2 separate regions of the Homo sapiens genome follow, and region 2 is linked to region 1. A link is a loop called in an ENCODE intact Hi-C map of the cell type or tissue named here. Cell type or tissue: GM12878. All regions are shown on one strand. Links, peaks and the distances in the headings refer to the core of each region. The heading gives the core; the rest is flanking DNA.

What was found. Peaks named below come from ENCODE experiments on the same cell type or tissue, not always from the same donor. Only the 100,000 strongest peaks of a DNase experiment are listed, where the experiment ranks them.
Region 2: a loop joins it to region 1, with 2.9 times the contacts of the local background. A loop is called at or near these places in 3 of 110 quality-filtered maps.

What each region holds. Positions count from the first base shown.
Region 1 is chr6:148,674,387-148,682,854 of GRCh38, reverse strand. No RefSeq gene overlaps it. Among named protein-coding and RNA genes, the nearest start is that of UST, 68 kb to the left of the region's middle. In GM12878, for the core only: no CTCF peak of the experiment used is centred there; DNase peaks (open chromatin) are centred at 4,624 and 5,184; H3K27ac peaks cover 2,053 bases.
Region 2 is chr6:148,616,467-148,624,934 of GRCh38, reverse strand. No RefSeq gene overlaps it. Among named protein-coding and RNA genes, the nearest start is that of UST, 130 kb to the left of the region's middle. In GM12878, for the core only: no CTCF peak of the experiment used is centred there; a DNase peak (open chromatin) is centred at 4,164.

The DNA.
Region 1 (8,468 bases), core at 362-8,361:
AAAGCAAACATGGTATAATAAGCCATATCTTAAAATGTAATTTTAAACTTAGACCAAACTATTCTATTTTAAATTGGGACTTTTTAATAACAGAATTCTGTCCAGTTTTTTATGATCACATGTGCACATGTACACGTGCACACGGGAACACACACACGAATAGGCAAAATAATGAAAGGATATCCACAAAGACAGCTCTGTGTGAAATTCAATGTGGCATTGTTTTTATCTTTTGGTTTATCAATTTTTTTCCCTGAGATTTCCAAAATGTTACTTTTCTAATAAGAGAAAAAATGTGTGTGTGTGCGAGTGTGTGTGTGCGTGGTGTGTGTCCATGCACGCATGTGTGCTTGCACACACGTGTGTACGTTCACATGTGCCTGTGTGTGTGTGTGTCCACGTGTGTGCTTGTGTGCACGTGAGCCTGTGTGTGCATGTGTGTGTATGCACGTGTGTGTGCACGCACGTGTGTGTGTTTAAATAAACAATTCTGTAGCTCCTGAGCATATTCTGGCCTGATGCGTAACAGCAGGAATAAACAAAGTCAAACCATCGCTGTCCTGGGGAAACCTTGGCGGCGGATGAAGGACTGGGAAGAGTAGCAAGGCTAAAGCCAGCAAAATTAAAGCAAGACAAGTCCTTGATTCCTAGAGAATGAGGCATGAGGACAAGTGACCTAATATCGGTCACATGTCCCCATAAGACACATGGAAGTACATTAAAAAACTGTGAAGAAAATTAAAGCAAGTAAGTGATGACAGCTAAATTCATTCTGATTGTTGGCATTTTGGGATGTTTATAAGTTGGGCTTTTATAGCTGGTGGATTTCACCAAAATATTGTTAGATGGCAATAGTTCATTTAATTCTTTATTTTTTCCATGTTAAAGTCATAGTTTTAACTTAAAACATTAGGGGGGAATCAAAGAGATGTTGGTAAAAGGGTATAAAATTTCAGTTAGACAGGAGGAATAAGTTCAAGAGATCTGTTGTGCAACATGGTGACTGTAGCTAATAATGCATTGCATACTTGAAAAGTGAACGCCTTCACCACCAAAAAAATGATAAATATGTGAGGAAATGGATATGTTCAATAGCTTGATTTAGCCATTCTACAATGTACACATATATCAAAACATCATGTCATACCCCATAATGTATACAATTTTTATTTGTCAATTTTAAAATTTTTTAAGAAGATAAATTTAGAAATGTACATTTAAGACCTTATTTTTACAAGTGTACTTTTATTATGAAATATACAAATATAGCAAGAAGGAATAAATTTACCCTATTTCAGACACAACCACTGTTAATATTTTGGTGTAAATTCTGTGGCCAAGGATATTGTCTTCCTGCAAGAACTTGATTCTAAGCCACAGATACATGTCTTATATGGTGATGGCAAGGTAAAGGAGAGAAGATAGAAGAATACAGATGAAGGACAGATCAGGCAAAGCAGATTCTCTTCAAGTAGAAGCTGCTGATAACTTTTCTGCCCTTAATTTAATAATATATTCATGACAAAGAGATAATTGTCTTGGTTGATTTTACTATAGTTGTCCTATGCACAGACACATCATGTAGGGGGAAGACAGTGAGCTTGAGCTTGCTAGAACTTCAGTTCCAGACCTACCACTCACGATTCTGCGTCCTTGGGAAAGACTTAGATTGTTACTTAAACAATCTGAGTCTTGTTTTCTCGTCTGTAAAATGGAATTACCAATGCCTATTTCAAATGGCAGTTGAGAGAATGAAATATTGGATACATAGTACTTCCACATACTTTTTTTTTTTTTTTTTGAGAGAGGGTCGTGTTCTGTTGTTCAGGCTGGAGTGTAATGGTGCAATCACAGCTTACTGAAGCCTTGGACTCCTGGGCCAAAGTGATCCTCCAGCTTTAGACTTCTGACTACAGATAATGTGCCACGCTTGACTAATTTTTTATTTATTTATTTTTTTTTTTGGTAACAATGGGGTCTATGTTGCTCAGTCTGGTCTCAAACTCTGGGCCTCAAGTGATCCTACCGCCTTAGTCTTCCAAAGTGCTGGGATTACAGGCATGAGCTACCACACTCAGCCCCTTTTTAAAAGATTCTTTTAAAAATGTAGTTTGACTGGTAAAGTTTTACCCATTCGTCTTTCCACTTTAACTGCTTATGCTTTGTTATGGCATTGCTAAACAGGGTGCTTGTGTTTGATACCTAAAGAAACAACTGCTGCCCTTAACGTGGCTCTGAACCTTCCACTAAATTACATATTTTTGATCATGGAGAATTCCTTTCTAAATTTTTGGTCTATGCAACTGTAACCTCAAACATGTGAATTAGTAACTATAGGGGCCAGAAAATAGGGACCATTAAGCCAAATTTGAGCTGCTCCTTCATTTCAAGAAAGGGAGGAGTATTACTAAATTGCAATTTGAGGGATGACTTCTTTCCTAGATGTCAACAAAATGAAATTCCACTTAGTAATTGCTGAAAGAAAAGATTACTATCCATGCTGTAATTTATATTTATCTTTCCTTTTAAATAGATCTTCTAAATTGAGAGATGAATGAAGGGTATCAATAAACCATTTAGAAGTCAAAGTTGGTAAATGAAATTTTATTTTCATCTGGGAGAGTTTACCTTATAAATTTGTTCCAGGGGAAAAGCTCAAATATGATGGAATCAAATGTAAATTATAAAATCAATTATTTAGGTGAGGTGGGGCAATCAATAAAATAACTGGGCTTCAGGACGCTTTGGTAGCTAGGCTGTCTTCAGAATATCCAGAACAATTAAGAAGACTCACTAACTGTCATTTTCTTTATTCCTTAACTTTTTTTTTTTTTTTTTTGAGACTGGGTCTCGCTCTGTCACCCAGGCAGTCGTGCTATGTTGGCTCACTGTAACCTCTGCCTCCCGAGTTCAAGCGATTCTCCTGCCTCAGCCTCCTGAGTAGCTAGGACTACAGGCGTGCACCACTATGCCCCGCTATTTTTTTGTCTTTTTAGTACAGATGGGGTTTCACCATGTTAGCCAAGCTGGTCTCCAACTCCTGACCTCAAGCAATCTGCTGCCTCAGCCTCCCAAAGTGGTGGGATTACAGGCATGAGCCACCATGCCCATCCCCTTAACCTTTAAAATTACTGAATTGCCTGTCACCAAGTAAAGTCCTAAGGATCCTCAAAAACTTGAACTCATACAGAATGCTTTGTTTAAGACCTGGGGGTGAGCAGCTGTTAGTAAACACAAATGCTTAGATGCTACGGCTACACTAAAATTGTGGTGAAAATTTAGAATAGTAAAGCATTATGCCCTATAAGCCTTGGCTTAGAATGGAATCTTTCAAAAACCCCAGTGGTCACATTACTGTTACTTATCCTAAAGAGATATTGTTTAAAAGTTCTCCTCTGCAGTAAGCATCACAAGCCCCTGTATGAGTTGATGGGAAAGGCAGGACCTTGTAAGGCTGAGTGTATTAGTCCATTATCATGCTGCTAATAAAGGCATACCTGACATTGGGTAATTTATAAAGGAGAGAGGTTTAATGGACTCACAGTTCCACATGGCTGGGGAGGCCTCACAATCATGGCAGAAGGCAAAGTAGAAACAAAGGCATGTCTTACATGGTGGCAGGCAAGAGAACATGTGCAAAGGAACTCCCCTTTATAACACCATCAGATCTCATGAGACTTATGCACTATCATGAGAACAGCACTGGAAAGACCTGCCCCCATGATTCAATTACATCCCACCACGTCTCTCCCACGACATGTGGGAATTATGGGAGCTACAATTCAAGATGAGATTTGGGTGGGGACACAGCCAAACCATATCACCGAGTAAGACCATGATGAGGAGTCATAGCCACTTTAGATGCTGTCACTTGGTGAGCAAGTCAATGTCTCTAGACCCAGTCATTGGCCATTGCGTGTCCACATGGATGTTCACTATCAGTGAGGAAAGGGTTTCACGGTACCCACAGCTTGCTTCTAATTCTGAGGACTTCCTCTTTTGTAGCCCCCTCTCCTGTCTAGGCCCCTGATGGTGTTTGGGCCCCTGAGGGAAGAGGAAAGACTAATACTGTCCTCTCCTATGGCCCTTGGAAAGCTGAGGCAGTGGAATCTACTAAAGAGGTTCATCGTCCCAGCAAATTTTATCTTCACAGTTCAGAATGCTAGTGCTGTCTCTCCAGCACCAGCCCCATGTCCAGATGGCATGGGCAAATGCTTGAGAGCCCTGCCAGGGCCACAGTATTACTGAGATTCCCAATTGCTGATGACCCTTGAGGTTTTTCTCCAGAGAGCCTCATCTAAAACATCTTTGTGTAGGACCAGTTCACGACATACTGATGTAGTGACCCGAATTAATTAATCCACTTACCTACGACGAATAGTGCCCTAAGGAATGCGATATAGACCAAAGAGGGCAAGGCTGGAAAGCTCTAGAACACAGCCCATAATGTAACCATAGAACTAGGAAGAAAGCTGTGAAAGAAAAGGTGATCTCCCCAATTCAGAATTTGTCATGTCTCAGAACTTCCTCTTTCTATGCTATTATGGGTCTTGCTCTCAAGATAATTCACTCAGCACAGGCTTTCAGAATTTCTGCTTTTCAACAAATGAACCAAATTCCTTTAAGCTAGCACCAGCCTCATGGTTGGCTGCCCCTTTTCTCACCTAATGTAATTATTTCCTGTGAAGATGGATTGGAGTTGAGATTTCATAATGCTGCCGTAACATTTCTCTCTCACTCTCCTGCATCACACTCACAGTGACATTTGGGCCATTTTTTGCCTCTGCATAAATGCACAATCTTGCCATCCATCATGCCAAGGGCAACTATGAATGAAATGAGCATTAAGCATATTAGTTTTCAATGCTATTAAAGCCATTAAACATATTAGCAGGCCCATTACTTTATTTTCCTACGGATTTTTTAGTATTGTGACCTCCAGTCATGAAGAAAATGCAAAGCCTTCCCAAGCAAAAGCTGCTATGAATGTGGGTAGGAGGTGAAGTTCACATGGGCCAAATCAGATCATTAATGGAAAATTATGCTGCCGCATGACATGGGCAAGTGTGAGATATCACACAACCAAGGAAGACACTGGCCTGTGCATGCTTTCCCACGCACCCAGTCGTACACAACTCATTAATTTGAAAACCAAAAAGAGGAAGTGAAATTAGGAATTTCAGTCTCCGTCTACCTCTCTTCTGATCTACCTTTAAATGGCAGCTACAGAAACAGAATAGTCTGAAACGCCAGAAAAATGTAAAAGTTCTTCATTTAAGTTTAGAAAAAGGAAGCTAAAAATAACCTCTAATTGAAGGAGTTATTTCAGAACCAGACTTGAAAACATTTAGCATAGTCTTTTAATTAATTTATTCTGAGGATAGTGCTGAAAATATATCTATCTACCTAATAGCAGAGAGAAAAATCTCCAACTTTGCCTTCTGGCTAGATTCGTTTTACCCTTACTGATATTTCCTCCCCTTATTTGTAGTTTTTGTTTCAATTATCCATGGTCACCTGTGGTCTGGAGATTGATGATTACAGTGCAGTAAGATATTTTGAGAGAGAAAGAGAGACCATAGTCACATAACTTTATTTTATTTTATTTTGTTTTATTTTATTTTATTTATTTGAGATGGAGTCTCTCTTTGTCACCCAGGCTGGAGTGCAGTGGCACCATCTCAGGTCACTGCAACCTCTGCCTCTTGGGTTCAAGAGATTCTCCTGCCTCAGCTTCCCGAGTGACTGGGATTACAGGTGCCCACCACCATGCCCGGCTAATTTTTTTTATTTTTAGTAGAGGCAGGATTTCACCATGTTGGCCAGGCTGGTCTCAAACTCCTGACCTCAGGTGATCCACCTGCCTCAGCCTCCCAAAGTGCTGGGATTACAGGCATGAGCCACCATGCCCGGCCCACATTCACATAACTTTTATTATGGTATATTGTTCTATTTTATTATTAGTTATTATTGTTAATATTTTGCTTGCTTAATTTATTAATTAAACTTTACATTAGGTATGTATAGGAAAAAACGGTGTAAACAGGATTTCGTACTGTGATGGTTAATATTGAGTGTCAACTTGATTGGATTGAAAGATGCAAAGTATTATTCCTGGGTGTGTCTGTGAGGGTGTTGCCAAAGGAGATTACTATTTGAGTCAGTGGACTGAGAAAGGCAGACCCACCCCCAACCTGGGTGGGCACCATCTCATCAGCTGCCAGTGCAGCCAGAATAAAAGCAGGCAGAAGAACGTGGAGAGACTAGACTGGTTTAGTCATCTGGCCTACATCTTTCTCCTATGCTGGATACTTCCTGCCCTCGAACATCAGACTCCAAGTTCTTCAGCTTTGGGACTTGGACTGGCTTCCTTGCTCCTCAGCTTGCAGACGGCCTATTGTGGGACCTCACCTTGTGATGGTGTGACTCAATACTCCTTAATAAACTTCCCTTTATATATATACACATCGATCCTATTAGTTCTATCCCTTTAGACAGCCCTAACTAATACAGGTACTATCGTTTGTTTCAAGCATCCGCTTGGATGTATCCCTGCAGATCAGTGGGAATACTGAACTTATCATAGGAAAAGCACCACCCTCAGTATCTTTTCGGATATAATGTACCCACGTGAGAAAAAGGCTTTCTGCAACAAAAATGGTGTCACGGGAGTTGAAGGAAATGATTTAAAACGTTTGCAAGTTACTATTGGGAAAAGTTAAACCTAATGTAAAATTTTAAACTAGATCCTCAGATTTAAAAATTTCTAGCCTTCCAGTATTTCATGTGTAACCTTGAGGAACACTTTGAGCTGTAAGAAAATGAAGACCTATTCTTAATCATAATGACATTTGTTGTTTTCATAAAGGGTCAGTGGCCTCAGTGTTGATGCAAGCAGCTGAATAATGTCATCAGGGAGCCAGACTCTTTCTATATTTCTGCTTATTCATTCTTACAGGACTTTTTGTTCTCATAACTGCAGCCTCACTATCACAACATGGCTGCTGAAGTTCTAGACATCACGTGCATAGGCAAAGCCAAAGGAAAGAGGAGCCCAACAGCTGAGGTCCTCTGAAAAAGAACAGGTTCTTTCCACTAAATTATGAAATCATTAGACTAGAAACTGTATCTATTTTGTCTTTGTGTCTTCCACCTTCCCTGGACCAGCTCCAGTAAGGACACATAGCAGATGCTGAAATGGTAGAATTAACAGGAAACCATGTCGTATATTCTAATCATGTTTGTCACCAACTATTAGTCAGTGGATTTTTTTTTTCTGGTATACTCTGCTCAGTGTATCCACATTCTCATCATCCTCACCATTTGCCATTTATAAGGTGGATAAAATGGTAAGGTATAGATCACACAGTGTGATCTCGATGAACAGACCTGCTAAAAGGAAAGTACCTCCTAAAGCAAATTCTGCCTTGTTTAAAAATAAAAATGAATTAACACAAAGCATAGTTGGCCTATTACCACAGCTCAGTGCTAAAGGTGATTTTCTTACTGTGGGGCATAACAAAAATATCTTCATTTGTGACTTTTCTTTAATCCCTGAAGACTTAAACATAAATATGACCACCCCTAAACCAAATTGAAAGAACATAAAAACACTTTGCTCCTTTTCTCCATTTTTAGACAGCTAGGTCAAATGGTATGTACTTTTAAATGGCTTTTGACATATATTGTTGGATTCCTCCATAAAGCTCTCTGTAAGCACTTATGAAAATGTCCCTAAACAGAAAAATTGTGTTATTGATCATTTGTTCCTGTGTTTGGTGTCCTTGCTTTTCTTCTTTGACTTGCTAAGTTAGGGAAAGTGAGCTATGGATATGCCTGACTATAGACGATAGACTGCTGGGAGCTTGTTGTGGGGAATTGCTAGGATTTGCTTTCTGTATCCCTAGTCCCCACATCTGTCACCAACCAGCAGCACTAAAATTTTGCCTTTAAGAGAATCTCCCATTGTGCCTTGCTCAGAAAGATGAACTGCTTTCTTGCCAGAGCCTTTCTTTTCCCTCCCATAAGGGCCATGCTCTGCCAAGCAGATACTCTCTCCTGAAGTCTTAATGTTTTGTGACTCTAGCAAGGCCAGTGAGTACTCTTGGCATTCATTTGTTATGTGAAAGTAGTGGTGTCTGGACCAACCTCTTTTTACTATCTAATCCTTCCACTAAATTCCATTTTGTTCTTAAGATAGCTAAAATGGGTTTCTGCTGTTTGCACATGTGGATTACTTGGTTTCCTTTTTTAAATTAATGACCACAAATCCCAAAATGTCTGTCAATGATGCCCAGCAGTCATCTGTGGTTCTCCAGGAAGCCGCCCCTCCACTCTCTGAGATGAGCATTTCATAACATCTCTCTCCTCAGGTTTCCTTCCTCAAATCTCAGCCAACTACCTTGACTCATACTCTTCCAAAAAGAAAGACATCAGACTTGAACTTCCTCATATTCCCATCACCAAAT
Region 2 (8,468 bases), core at 187-8,186, 58 kb after region 1:
TCTCTCTCTCAAAAAAAAAAAAGAGATTTGGGGTTTCTGCTTTACCTCAGAATAAATCAGAGCATATTCACTCCTAAGCAGTTACTGACCCCTCCACCTGCCCCTGGCACCCTTCTGTGTGCAGGCATGGCCTGATACTCATCAAGCTCACGCTTCCCCAAATATTCCCCATCACCACCACATTCTGGCTTCTCTAATTCCTTGTGTTACACAATCTTTCTCATATGCATTTCCAAATTAGTTAATTTATGTAAAAGTACTTATTTTCCATGGTTTTTGAAACTAAGTTATCTGAGAATATTTTGCCATGATTACAAAAAAAAGGCACTATAAGATAATCATGTATCAAATAGTAAGCTTTATTACCAAGTCACACACACACAAATAGGATGATCAAATCATTTTTTTCTACCCTAAACCTAGTATGGGTAACACAAACCCCTAATGGTGCCTAAAATAGCACTGTGAAGGATGCCTCACTGACTGTCTACATCAGAGTCATATGGGTATTATAGAAAATGCTGGACTTCTCCCCTGACCTGCAGAATCAGAATTATCTGGAGCTACTTGGAAGTCTACATGTCATTTAAATTCCCTAGGGCAATGTTACGACAGACCTTTGAGCATGGCAGCAAGCATACAGACAGTACTTGAATATGTTTGGATTTATTGAGCAAATCTGCATGTGTAATTACATTTTGACTCTTCTGCCTTTTATTTCTCCTTTTCATCCATGACTCATCCACTGTTCCTCTGTAATCCACCACTGACCCTTTGAGCCACTTTGTCCAGTTCCAAAGCATGTCCTGAGCACCACATGATAGGGGTGGGTCCTTCTTGTGAACACTGTCTTGAGCTCCTTGTTTTTATTTCCTCCTCAAGCCTCATCCCACTCTGCAGCTAACCCCCTCACCACAGATGAGGCATGTGAATTAAGTTTGGACGGGGTGACATGAAGGGAATAAGATTGCTTGTATACAGTAGAGCCGATATCTCCACGGAAGAGAACACAGGCAAGAAAGAAGCTTCATGAGAAATTTCAGATTCATGTTCCTCAAACAGCTTCTATGTTTTTGAGTCATGAATTAGCTGATTTCTTTTCTTTCTTTTTTTTTTTTTTTTTTTTTTTTTTTTTTTGAGACGGAGTCTCGCTCTTTCTCCCAGGCCGGACTGCGGTGGCGCTATCTCGGCTCACTGCAAGCTCCGCCTCCTGGGTTCACACCATTCTCCTGCCTCAGCCTCCCGAGTAGCTGGGACTACAGGCGCCCGCCACCGCGCCCGGCTAATTTTTTGTATTTTTAGTAGAGAGAGGGTTTCACCGTGATAGCCAAGATGGTCTCGATCTCCTGACCTCGTGATCCACCCACCTCAGCCTCCCAAAGTGCTGGGATTACAGGCGTGAGCCACCGCTCCCGGCCGATTTCTTCCCATTATGCTATGCCACCAAAAATACCAACAACACATCTCCTGTAAGCAGAAAAGAATGCTTTAGGCCCTTTGAGTTAAATATTGAAAAAAAACAAGTGTCAAAGGATTCTAACCAAAAAGTCAAGTTATTCAGAGTGAGATTAAGCTAATGACGTATTGTTCATCTCTCAGCTAATCTGGCAAACTTCTCTATAACATCGCCGGGTCTATGAGACTCTTCCTGTTGGTTACTAATTCTAGATAAATGACAACCAGGCAGGTCTTTGAGCTCTCTTCCTTCATGATTCTGAAGAACACTTTTTCAGACACCAGGGACCAAATAATGAGCATTCTGTGCTCTCTGAATTCCTTGGCCAGACCTCAGAAGTAATATAATGGGTAATGCCTCGGAGACCTGGACAGCCCCGTGAAAGCAGCAGCCAAGATGAATTAAGTTGATAACAACAACATACACAGTTCATTCGACTTTGTACAACAACAATAACGAGCTAAGATGATATGTGAGTCTCTAAATTCTTATACATTTGTTTGTGCCATCATCTTGAAATTTTGAACTGAGTTTTATTTTGAGAAATTTGTTTGCCAGGAGAAGTGAGCCTGGGCAGAAATGTTATCATCTGAGTAGAGGTGGTACAGGAGAACAGCTATTACAAAGAGCTCATAAGGTTTCTTTTCTTCCTACCTTGATGAAAATTATAGTATGGAAACAAATGCAAATACAAAATGCAGCTGATGTTACATGTTTTTGGCAAATCTATTAGGGATCTTATTGTTGAGCTCATTTCTAATTATTTCTGTTCTATTCTTACCCTCCTAGCTTGTTTGCCTTCCTAGTCATGACCTTGGCCCTCTTCACACTGACAGGGCCATTTCCTAGGCTGATGGGACTCGGGACCTTCTTTCCCTGGCACATTTCAGGGATGATCTTCCCACCCAGAACCCAGGTCATGATCAGCATTTTAGAACTGTTTCCAGGATGGTCACTGGGAAAAGTCACTGCATTCAGCTCAATAACCTTTATGAAGTGTAGACTAAAACATGGAGTAAGAAATAATAAAGAGGTCAGGCACGGTGGCTCACACCTGTAATCCTAGCAGTGTAGGAGGCCGAGACAAGTGGATCACTTGAGGTCAGGAGTTGTAGACCAACCTGACCAACATGGTGAAACCCTGTTTCTACTAAAAATACAAAATTAGCTGGGCATGGTGGCACACGCCTGTAATCCCAGCTGCTTGGGAGGCTGAGGCAGGAGAATTGCTTAAACGTGGGAGGTGAAGGTTACAATGAGCTGAGATTGTGCCATTGCACTGCAGCCTAGGCAACAAGAGCAAAATTCTGTCTCAAAAGAAAGAAAGAAGGGAGGAAAGAAAGAAAGAGAGAAAGAGAAAGAAAGAGAGAAAGAAAGAAAGAAAGAGGAAAGAAAGAAACAGGCAGACAGATTCTCAACACATACTTTAATCGAGATCCTATATGTATAAATATATTTCTCCTGATGTCATATACATCATTCATGAGAATTTATGGAGTTTATTTTGTTTCTTGATTCTTGATCGATAGAACATGGCTCACTACTCAGGGCCACCAAAAGATTAATTATAAAGATTTGGAGGCCCCTGGGTAGCCAGTTGCTTCATTTTCTCCTGAAGAGGATGGAAAATGTAGCAGATTTGCCATAAGGCATAAGACACTCTAGCAAGATAAGTCATGGTTGCTGGCCTTTCACTCCTTTCTCTAAATTCTTATCAACTGCTACATAAATGTGTGTTCTAGGAAAACGGGACATGTCACCTGGGCAATGACCCTTGGCTCCTTCTAATGGTCCTTGGCAGTAGAAAAGTGAAGAAACACCACTCTTGGGAGACTACCTGAAAACCCAGAGACCAGGGGTCAGAGAACTGTGGTATCTCCCAAGGAAGTTCAGTCTTGAGACAGAGCAGGAGAGAAAGTCTGAGGATTTCCTTGCCACTCTCTGGAACCCAGGAAGAGCTCCATGGGCACTTGATGCCACCAGCTATGCTCCAGAGAGGACAGTGTGGCAGAATCTTCCCCAAAGAAGAAAGAGTTCACACCAGAGGCCAGAACCACTTTAGAAGGTGCATTTAATGTTCTGAATTTGGGGATATGGGAGGCAGTCAAACACAAGTTTTACAGGCAGATTGACTCGAATTCTGATTCACTACTTGCCAGCTGAGTGATGGGACCTTGGGCAAGAAATTTATTGGTATCCATTTTCATCATTTACAAAATGGAACTATTTATACCTTCTTCATAGGGCTGTTGTATAATCTAAAGAAGATAACATTTATGAAAACATTTGTGGCACATCCCAGTATTGCTACTTACAACTCTATGACCCTGGGCAAGTTATTAGACTCTGTGCCTTCATCTGCTCATCTCTAATATAGATGAGATGACAGTAATTACAGTACCTGCCTCATAGGGATCTTGTGAGTATTAAATGAGAAAATACATGTAAAGTACTTAGAATTGTTTCTGGTACTTGCTGTCAGCTATTTTAGTAATAGCAATAAATGTTAGCTATTGGTAGGAGTAAGCATGGAATAAATTGACATTATAATCATTATCATCATCATTATCATCATTCAGAGACCATAAAGTGGTTTAAAGAAACATTCATTACAAAATTTTGCAGGCTCGCCAGATTTGCTCATTGCAGAACATAAACTTGTTCTCCCTTCCTCTTAATCAGCTTCACCCAGTCATAATGCGATCGAAGTGTTTGTAAATAGAAACCTCCAGATCAGGCCACAGGGTGCATATCTGAGACTTCTTCGTGCTTAAACTTCAGTCAAGAAACACAAAACAACTGCACAGAAGCTACCTAGGCCTTTCCAGCAACAAGAAGGTTGAAGTAGCCAGATTCCAATGAGGCTGTCCAGGTAGAGCATCGGATGACTGGCATATCATGTAAACATTAAAGAACGAGAGGACCTTGAGGACTTTAAAGATAAAATAGATATCTTGGTGGCTGTCTCACTCAGCTTCTCACCCAGGGAGAGGTTCTTCATCAATGAGAATTCCTGTTCCATTCTGCTCTTTGGGGAGAGCTTGCTCAATGCTTGAGCCGTTGTTGGACAATTTGAGTTATTTTAAAGTTTTTTTATATACTGAACTAAAGTTGGCCTTCTGGAATCTTCTACCCAGTGCTCATTTCTGTCCTCTGAATATAAAAAAACCAAAAGTCAGTGCCCTCTTCCATACAAAGAACTCTTCACTCTTACAGGCAGTACTTGAATATGTTTGGATTTATTGAGCAAACCAGCATGTGTAATTATACTTTGATTCTTCTGCCTTTTATTTCTCCTTTTCATCCATGACTTATCCACTGTTCCTCTGTAATCCACCACTGACCCTTTGAGCCACTTTGTCCAATTCCAAAGCATGTTCTGAGCACCACATGATAGGGGTGGGTCCTTCTTGTGAACACTGTCTTGAGCTCCTTGTTTTTATTTCCTCCTCAAGCCTCATCCCATTCTGCAGCTAACCCTCACCATAGATGAGGCATGTGATCTCACATGCCACAAAGCTGCTCTCACGCTGCCTCTTCATTTTCTCATCTGTAGCTCTTCTCACCATTTTTCACCCAGTCTTCTTAATTAGTTTCATGAAAATAGGAACATTCCCTCCATGGTGGACATCTTTTATAGCTCTTCTAACCATTTCTCACATTAGTATCATGAAAATGGGAATATTCCCTCCATGGTGGACACCTGTTATACTTGCCGGTCTAGTATCCATTTTTCTCCCTTTCTATTCATAGGATTCCTCATTCATGTGGAAACCTACCTTATGGGGCTTAGATAGATATAATCCCATCTGCTTCCGCTACACCCTCCAAACCAGGAGTGGGCACATGGCCTGTGTGAGGCCACTCACCCCAATTGGTTCAGGGATGTGAGCCAAGCCAGGTGAATGAGACCCCACTCTAGGACTCTGCTGGAACTAATAAGAAAGGGATTTTTATTCTGATGGGGCTCTGGTTCTGCTAAGTTAATAGAATGTACATCGCAGGTGAGGGCTATGCTTGCTACCATTTGGTAAGAACCTATCTAAGAAAGACTAATGCAGGAAATGAAAGTCAAGAGATTGAGAGAGGCAGATTCCTGCCTGCACTGAGCACTTGGCTCCAGCTATGACAGAAGTGGGTTTTTCTCTGGAATTTGTAAGTATGATAGTCAACATATGTTCTTTTCTGGTTTTGAATTTTATTTATGTCACTTTTTTACTTAAAACAAAATTAATTAGCACACTGCCCTTGCCTAAGCTGTGATGAGAACAGACCAGGACCTAGAGTCCAAACCTGCTCCCCCAAGCCCCTCCCTCGTAGCTCTGCAGTTCCCCTGAGATTAGGCCCCTGAGCAGTTGATGTTATCAGTTGTCTTAAATTTGGAATCCCTTGGTTGCAAGAAAAGAAACCCACATTAACTAGCACAAATGTTATTACATTTTATCAGTTGCCTTAGTTTGGGATCCCTTGGCTGCAGGAAAAGAAATTCATATACATCGCACAAATAATAATATTCACAACAGTGCAATCATAAATGGGGCCCTCCTTCCTTTTAAATTGGATCTGATTTATTTTGATGCAATGTCTCAACATCCTGAGATCACTTTAAGTCCTGATTCCATCACCTTTTGAATTAGCCGTTTCTGGCAGGTGTGTAACTTCTGTATACATTTATGAGTATGTCTTTTCTGGCTTTATTTAAACCACTGATACAAAAGATGCATAAGACAAGGCCTCAGAGTCCTGTGGTCCACCACTAGGAATCCATTTAGGTTAACCTGACTATTCATTAATATCCTTTGGGTCTAGTTAGCCAGCCAGCTGCTAAACTATCTACCATTTCTGTAATGCAGCTCATATTTCACATATGGTTTCTAATCCACAAACCTATCTCAAAGGAGACTTTGAAAATACTTTTCTTAAAAGAGAAAGTAATAACCCACCACACCTGGCATCCACTAGACCTTCGCTACTTGCCAGCGCTAATTTCTACTAAAGAACTAAAGAACATGTCATTCTGCATTGTCACCGCCTTTCCAACAAGACTGAGTTCCTTGAGCTGGCTCGGGTCAATGCCTGCAGCATAGTGATGTTCCCTTGACCCTTTAGTTCCCACTGTGGTTTTACTGAATCAAAGGATGAAAGCTTCAGAATAAATAGATAAAACAGAGAATAAACCCAATAATGCTTTAATGAATTAGGTTTTAAATGTTTTATTTTACCTTGCATATTGATATTTGAAGAGAAAAGTTTATTAATTAGGAAAAAAAGAGAGAGATTAGGGGAAGGGGGACAAGAGATGGAGACTTTGGCAATAATCCAGAGAGATTAGCTTGGCCCTTTTGAAGAATTTATGATGATGGCACAGGGTTTTGTTACATTGATAGTTTTTTCCTCTAAAACAGGGGTGTCCTTAGTACTATTCTTATGCTTACAAGCCATAATTAGGAAATTAGAGGGTAATGAATGGATTAGACCGAAAGAGGAAAGATAGATAAAGGAGATAAGCCAGGATGAAAGGAAATGAACTGCAAAGTGGCAAAAGACAGAGAAAAACTGAAAACAAAAAGGACAAAACTTGCCTCCTTTCCAGCAGGTGAATCAAATCATCCCCTTCCTGGGTCACTGGCCCAGCCCCAGGGAAGATTGTGATATGATTGCCATGGGGTGGCCTCCAGGAGAGAGAAGAAGTCAGCTGTTTATATAAACAGCGCATCTCGCTGTTTGGATTACATAACATAGGTTACTGAATGTGGTTCAGATGAACAGGAATGCGTGGTCATATCTGTGGTCAACAGTTTGCAGTGTGTCTACCAACAAATTATTATTAGGCTTCCTGTGTGCTAGTCATTGCAGTAAACATTTTTTTAAACAAAATATCTATTTTAATTTCCATGATAACCCTGAGAAATGATATATCGCTCTCCTTTTTTTTTTGGCAGATAAGGAACTGAGGCTTAGAGATATTAAATAATCACCTTAAGTCAATACTTAATTTGTGATGTAGCCAGAATGTGATTCCAGACATCCTTCACAGGCTCCCAGGGTCCTGAGATTTCATGGCTTGACTTACAGCTCAGTAGGCACCAACAGGTTAAATGTGTTTATCATTGCCTCTTTTTCAAGACGCCTATATTCTTTTTTAAAAAAACTGTGACATTGAACAGTATGTTGTTACTCAGTTTTTCCAATAAAGTTTGTAATAAACTTCAAAGTTTGGATTCTCACTTTAAAGCAAGGGACAAACCCCTTTGTAACTGGACAAGATATTCATCACTCTGAGGTTTGAAGGATATTCACTTGCTCGTGTATTGAAGGATAATGCAGCTGCCTGCAATGAACCCCTGATCACAGTCAGGGGAGGGGGATGGAGAAAGGGGCCTGATGGGAACAAATGGAACATCTGGCCGAAGAACTCAGATTTCCTCCTTTGGATTTTCCCTCTCTCAAGTGCCATTCATTGCATAACCTCTGATGATCAGTTATGATCCTTGGAAGTAAAGCCAAGTTGTTGGTCATACTGTCAATATTTCTTCGGTACTATCATTTGTATTGTGAAAGCCATATGAAGGAAAAAAAGAAAGAAAAATTTTAAATGGCCACTTCTCCCAGAAAGTTTGCAACTTGCAATATTTATAAAGGTTATTAGTGGGTTCTGTAACTGGATGTTACTTCATTTCTTTAATAATTAATCAAACATGAAATGAATCTATTATTATGGATAATTATTTAATGAAACCATTAGCATAAAGTTCCTAAAGCAGAATGCCAGCACTTCAACTGTAATTCAAAGATGTGTTTTTCCCTTAGAAACTACTTTATAGACAAGATGGTTTCTAAAAAGCAACACTTTTCACAGGAATAAAGCAGCACATCTGCTCCTAAGCCCCGTTTTTCTCCTCCTCCTTCTGCAGGTTCCTACCTTCCCCTCTCTGCTTCATCACTTCTCAAAGCACTGCTACAGAAAGTTGATATTAAACTTAGAGTTGTATTAAGATATTAAACTTAGAAT